Linked DNA regions of Homo sapiens: region 1 is linked to region 2. A link is a contact called in ENCODE Hi-C or POLR2A ChIA-PET data. All regions are on one chromosome and are shown on one strand. Each heading gives the region's core, a stretch centred on a gene start or an enhancer-like site at or near the end of the contact. The rest is flanking DNA. Distances are from core to core; before and after follow the strand shown. Region 1 overlaps LOC124902625 (a long non-coding RNA gene). Region 2 has its middle 4.5 kb from the start of CAVIN3.

Region 1 (3,224 bases), core at 224-2,723, 390 kb before region 2:
GAGGCAGGAGAATCACTTGAACCGGGAGGTGCAGGTTGCAGTGAGCTGAGATCGCACCACTGCACTCCAGCCTGGGCAACAGAGCAAGACTCCATCTCAAAAAAAAATTGTGAATAGAAGATAGAATAAATATAATTCGTGACATGGAAATGCAAGGTGGAAATTTTGGCAAAAATTGAGAGATAACTGATTAGATGTCAGGGATATCTTCACAGACATGGGCCTAGATATAAGCAGTATAAATGTTAGTCTCAGCCAGTTGTCGTGGCTCACACCTGCAATCCCAGCACTTTGGGAGGTCAAGGCAGGTGGCTCACTTGAGGTCAGGAGTTCAAGACAACCCTGGCCAACATGGTGAAACCCCATCTAGAAAAAAAAAGAAAAAAGTATCAGCTCCTTTTTCTTCAACTACAGTACTTCGAAAATTATTTGTTTAAATATTTCCGCTGGACACAGTGGCTCTCACCTGTAATTCCAGTGCTTTGGAAGGCTGAGACAGGAGGATCACTTGAGGCCAGGAATTTGAGACTAGCCTGGGCAACATAGCAAGACTCCATCTGTACAAAAAAAAGATTAAATAAAGAAAAAAATGCATATTCCCCCTACTCCCCTGTGTGCAGGCTAGGGCCAGCTTTCTCTTCTTATATATCCTGTATTTATTACAGGGCCTCCCACTTATCAAACCTTTAGTAAACATTCGCTGAATGGAGGTATTTATTGGAAACTCCTGCTTGAAGAGCATTCTCCAAAACAAAGAGAAGGGTGTATCATGTAGGAGACAGAGGGTTATGGATTCAAGTTCAAATTGCCTCCAACTTCCCAAACTCAAAACATGAACTCATGGATAAGAAAGAGAGGAGAGAGGAAGCGAAAAATGTAAATTGATATGCACTTCTGTGATCTCTTGCTCTTTCTGTGATTCTCTTTCCTTTTCTGGCAACCTTATCCAAGGAAAAATCTCAATGACCTTGCAGTAGGGCAATTGGGGATGATCCTAAGGCTTACACTACACCTCAGAGGATGTACAGAAACATTTTACTCTCTTTATTTAGTCTATAATCTGATGTCCTCCCAAATCCCTATCTACGAGTTAGCAGGAGGAAGAAAAAAAAACTAATAATGCAATCTAATTTTAATTTAGTCTAACCTGACACAATGTAAATATGCCTTCAGAAATTATTGTTTCTATTGGATAAAATAATGCTTGATCACTCAGAAAGCCTCTACTTCCCCTGCTTCTCTCCCCAGTGTATGATGGAGAGACTATGGTTATGCAATCCCCTGGCACAGAGAAGGAACTCTAGCCTCAGGCTGGTTTTTATGTTGTGGCAGCTCCATCTGCTGGTCTCTGGGGGACTGTCCTTTGGGCACTGAATTATTCAACATTCTGCAGGACACCACTGCTAAATTGGCTAATTCACATGGGGTCTGTACTTTCTACAGGGACAATGTTCCTGAGTTGCTAAGGCTGTTAAGAAAAATTTTGCTGTCTGCAGAACCCTGAGTTGATTGCCACATCCTCCAGCCTGCAAATTGGTCCAGCAGTCTACGCTACCTTATTGTTGAGTCAACTCATTCTGCTATTGTAGGCCTATGACAATCCACTGGGTTTCAATTCAGTATCCAAACTGCATAAAAACTCAAGGCACCTTTGTAAAATTAAGCCTTCTTCTTTCTGACCATGCTGTGCTACATTTCTGTGAATGAATCCTAAAGTTGATGCATGGCATAATCCATTTGGATGTCAAAAGACTAATATTACCTCAGTCTTATATTTTTGGAAAAAATTCTAACTTCCTCCAGACAAATGAATGCCTCCGACAGACTAAGGAGAAGCCCTAATAATGGCATTTTTATCTACATCCTCATCTTCAATTTTGTTGTCTGATGAGTTCAAAGCTTGTGCTCTCTTCACTTCACCTCCAGGACCTTGGTCTGGAAAGGTCCTTGAGGTCTGGAAGATTAGCAGGAGAGAGACAAAAAAAAAAAATTGCCTGGTCACACTACACAATACCAGTCTTGAATTCTCACAGACAAAAACACCTTTATTTATTTCTAAAATTCCTTCGTCGTAATTAAGAATCAGACATGTTGGAAGCTCGGCCATTCATTCAATACACACTCACAGAGTACCTATTATGTGTGATGTATTCTGACGGGCACAATGTGTAACCCACTGTGTTAGTTTCCTGTTCCTACTATAACAAATTATCACAACCTTGGTGGCTAAAAACAATGAAACAACAGATTTATCTTACAGTTCTGGAGGTCAAAGTCTAAAATTAGGACTTATGGAATTAAAAACAAGGTATTGGCAGAGCTTCGTACCTTCTAAAGACACTCGGGAAAAATTCTTTTTCTTCTTTCTTTCTTTTTTTTTTTTTTTTGCCTTTTCTGCTTCTACATTCCTAGACACATGACCCCCTTCCATCTTCAAAGCCAGCAACAAGAAGTCAAGTTTTTCAGTGCCTCATTCCAATGCTTGACCCTACTGACTCTTTCTTATAAGGACCCTTGTGATTACATTGGGCCCACTGGATAATCCAGGATAATCTCCTCGTCTCAAGATTGTGAATTTAATCACATCTGCAAAGTCCTTTTTGCCATATGGAGTAACAGTCACAGGTTCTGGGGAGTAGGAGGTGGATATCTTCAGGGGACCTTTATTTATCAGTATTAAACTCAAAGAAAGGATAACTCTCCATGAGTCGGACAGCTATAAAAGATGTGGCTAATCTTTTTTAACTTCTTTTTTATTGAAATATAACAGTTATACTAAAAAGGGTACACAGATTTTATGTGTACAGCTCAACGATCTGTGACAAAGCAAATACACTCCAGTAACCAGCATCCAGATCAAGTTACGGAGCATTGCCCACACCCTAGAACTCACCCCTCATGCCCTCCTCTAATCACTGTACCTTCTCTCCACTCTCCAAAGCAGTGTAACACAGAGATTAGCTCTGTTTTCAAACAAGCAGTTGGAATGATACAATGTGTACATTTTGTGCCTGACTTCCTTTACTCAACATTACGTTTTTAAGATTTATCCATGTTACTATGTGGAGCTGTATTAGTTTATTTTCATTGTTGTATAATGCATTATATGACCAAATGACAATTATTTATCCTTTCTGCCAACAAACATGTGTGCTGTTCCCACCTTGGGAATGTTTTAAATAGTTTTGCTATAAGCATTGTTGCATACCTTCTGGTGCACATAT
Region 2 (2,916 bases), core at 236-2,735:
GTAAGCCAAGATCATGCCACCGCCCTCCAGCCTGGGTGACAGAATGAGACCATGTTTCAAAAAAAAAAAAAAAGGAAAAACAAAAAACTGGAAGTGGGAGTGGTGGTTAAGGATGAGGAGCACAGTCACCTACTCCTTCATTCAGTCACTATCATATAACAACGTTTTTAATACCTACTTTGTTCCAGGCCCTATGCTAGGTCTCATGAACACCTTGGGGAGCTCGGGATTTAGAGGGAGATACCATCACCAATTGTAATGAATGATGGTTACATGTAAGTTATTTTGAGAGCAAATGGGGAAGGGGCATGACCCAACCTGAAGGAGGAAAAGTGGGAGATATATAAGGAATTGTTCTTGGAAATGGTAAATAGTGAGATGGAAAACAGGAATGGCAAGGGGCAGTAGAGCTCAGCGGTGGGTAGTTTGGGTTCTCTGTTCCCTTATCTATAAAATGAGATAATTATAGCCCCTTACTTAGATTGTTGGAAAGATTAAGTGACATAAATCAAGTGCCCAGCACATTGCCGGAGTATAGTTTTTGCTCCATAAGCTTCAGGTATATAATTTATTTGTCCACTCATTCAACAAATAACTTACTGAACTCTTAGGGTCTTCCAGGTGCTATTTTAAAATCTGAGAATACTGCCAGGCGTGGTGGCTCACATCTGTAATCCCAGCCCTTTGGGAGGCTGAGGCGGGCAGATCGCTTGACTCCAGGAGTTTGAGACCAGCCTGGCCAACGTGGCGAAACCCCGTCTGTACTAAAAATACCCAAAAAGTTAGCCAGATGTGGTGGTGCACACTTGTAGTCCCAGCTACTTGGGAGGCTGAGGCACCAGAATTGCTTAAGTCTAGGGGGCAGAGGCTGCAGATTGCACCACTGCACTCCACCCTGGGCAACAGGGCGACAGTCTGTCTCAAAAAATAAAATAATAACAAATAAAGTAAATAAAATAAAATCTGAGGATACAGTGGCACATAAGAAAGAGAAGATCCATACCTCTATAGAGTTAAATTCCAGTAGGAAGAGACAGGTAATAAATAAGTAAACATGTAAGCCAGATAAAACAAGTAAGCACATGAACCACAAGGGCATTCTGGTTATGAGCTCTGAAGAAAAAGAAAACAGACTAAGGATACAGATAAGGTTTGTGGGGGTGTTCTTTAGATAAGGACACTGGGGAGTAATATTGGGACCAGAGTTACACGTATGAATTACTCCTTGACACTTGAGTTTGAGTGGTGTCACATTTTTATTTTCATGGATTCAATAAGAAGAGTTTAAGCCCCCACATGCCTGCCATGCTGTTGGGAAGTTGATGATTAGCAATTTTAGTTATCTTCCCGTTTTCGAGACTGTGCAGTACCAGGGGGCTCATACCATCTCTCAGCCTTTGCATGTCTCTGCTGCCCTTGCTCCTTATGACCACACGATGTCAGTGTCGGGGAGCCAGTGTCCTCGTTGGTGCCTCCTCTAATTACCCGGAGGTCAGCCTGACCGGCAATATATTGGGGACAGTTAGGGTAGAGGAGGTGTAGCGGGCAGGGGTCCTTCCATGGAAGGCGGCTCTGCAGTAGCTCCATTTGGTCTGGGGAAATTCAACCCTTCTCCTGCAGGCTCCCAACCCTGGTGCTCAGACTGTGCCCCTTTCAAGGTTTGGCCGTCTCAATGGGACTGGTATGAGCAGACTCAGTTCTCTGTCCCCAAGGAAAAATAAATTCTTGTTTTTTCAAATTCCTGGAAATCTACTTGATTTTCCCCTTTCAACCCACAATTAGAATTAAGAACTAAGTGTGCATTTTCCGTATAAAACATCTTGACCCCTAGAAACCCAAAGGCTTGACTAATTTTGCAAGGGAAGGGTATATTAATGTTTATTTCTTCCTGAGTTGTCTATAGCAGCAAATAATAAGATCAAGTTAAAACAAAATTAGTTAAATTTCTTCATAGCTCATTTTGTTATATTATGTTCTCCATTATCACTGCTGGTTGTTATTATTAATATTGTTAAACATTAATGGCCAGGTGCAGTGGTTCATGCCTGTAATCCTAGCCTTTTGGGAGGCTGATGTGAGTGGATAGCTTGAGGCCAGGAGTTCAAGACCATCCTGGGTAACATGGTGAAACCCTGTCTCTACAAAAAAGTTTAAAAAAAAATTAGTTGGGCATGGGGGCACACCTGTAGTCCTAGCTACTTGGGAGGCTGAGGTGGGAAGATTGCTTGAGCCCAGGATTTTAAGGTTGCAGTGAGTTATGATCATGGCACTATACTCCAGCCTGGGTGACAGAATGAGACCTTGCCTTTAAAAAAGTAAAATAAAGGAAGTGGAGACAATGACAGAATACCAACTTGTCATCCAGCACATGTGGCATTTAGCAGCTATTTAAGCAGACGGAAGGTACATTAGTGGATCATTAACATTCACTTTGGCTTTCAACTTTTCAGGCCAGAAACACAAATTTATCTTGCATTCCAGCAAGATTAGGCTGATCTGCAATAACTGCACTCAGAAAACACTGATTAATTTGATTGCTGGATTCATTAATTTCCCGAAGAAATCTAATGGCCAAGTGACTGGAATAGTCTAGCTAGCTATTCAAAACATTTTTCATCCTTCAACAAAGTCTACATGGGAAGCCAAAGTAAGATCTTAAACTAGGTATAATGCAATAGAATAGTAGAAACTGGATAAAGATAATGGGCAGGATAATCTAACATAATATGCCCACTTTCTGCTTTGACATGCCTCTTACATGGGCAAAAATATATACATTCCTGGCAGGAAACTTCTTCCCTAGTTAAGAACTAGACGTCCTTTTGATTTTCCTTTATTGTGAGCAGAGGAATCATATAACCTCAGCATTGAAGAGAACGCGAATGCTGTCTATTCCACAAGCATTTCCAACACTAA

What was found. Hi-C counts contacts between places; a loop is a spot of excess contacts on that map. ChIA-PET counts read pairs that join two places held with the same protein, here RNA polymerase II (POLR2A). Pooled maps may share reads with other maps.
Region 1: a map with no recorded cell type shows a loop between it and region 2 (5-fold over the local background). The contact joins two enhancer-like sites. A Hi-C loop is called at or near these places in 1 of 168 maps with a recorded cell type or tissue (endothelial cell of umbilical vein), 1 of 37 single-sample maps with no recorded cell type and 3 of 50 pooled maps. POLR2A ChIA-PET finds 5 or more read pairs at or near these places in 2 of 52 experiments (BJ and K562).

Annotation. Positions count from the first base shown.
Region 1 is chr11:6,701,765-6,704,988 of GRCh38, reverse strand. LOC124902625 (a long non-coding RNA gene) reads right to left here. Exons shown (of 4, transcript XR_007062574.1): 4 at 518-557. Among named protein-coding and RNA genes, the nearest start is that of MRPL17, 20 kb to the right of the region's middle. Within about 2 kb of position 1,473, at least 3 of the 41 ENCODE cell types and tissues checked have a DNase peak (open chromatin) inside an H3K27ac peak, as active enhancers do.
Region 2 is chr11:6,314,525-6,317,440 of GRCh38, reverse strand. No RefSeq gene overlaps it. Among named protein-coding and RNA genes, the nearest start is that of CAVIN3, 4.5 kb to the left of the region's middle. Within about 2 kb of position 1,485, at least 6 of the 41 ENCODE cell types and tissues checked have a DNase peak (open chromatin) inside an H3K27ac peak, as active enhancers do.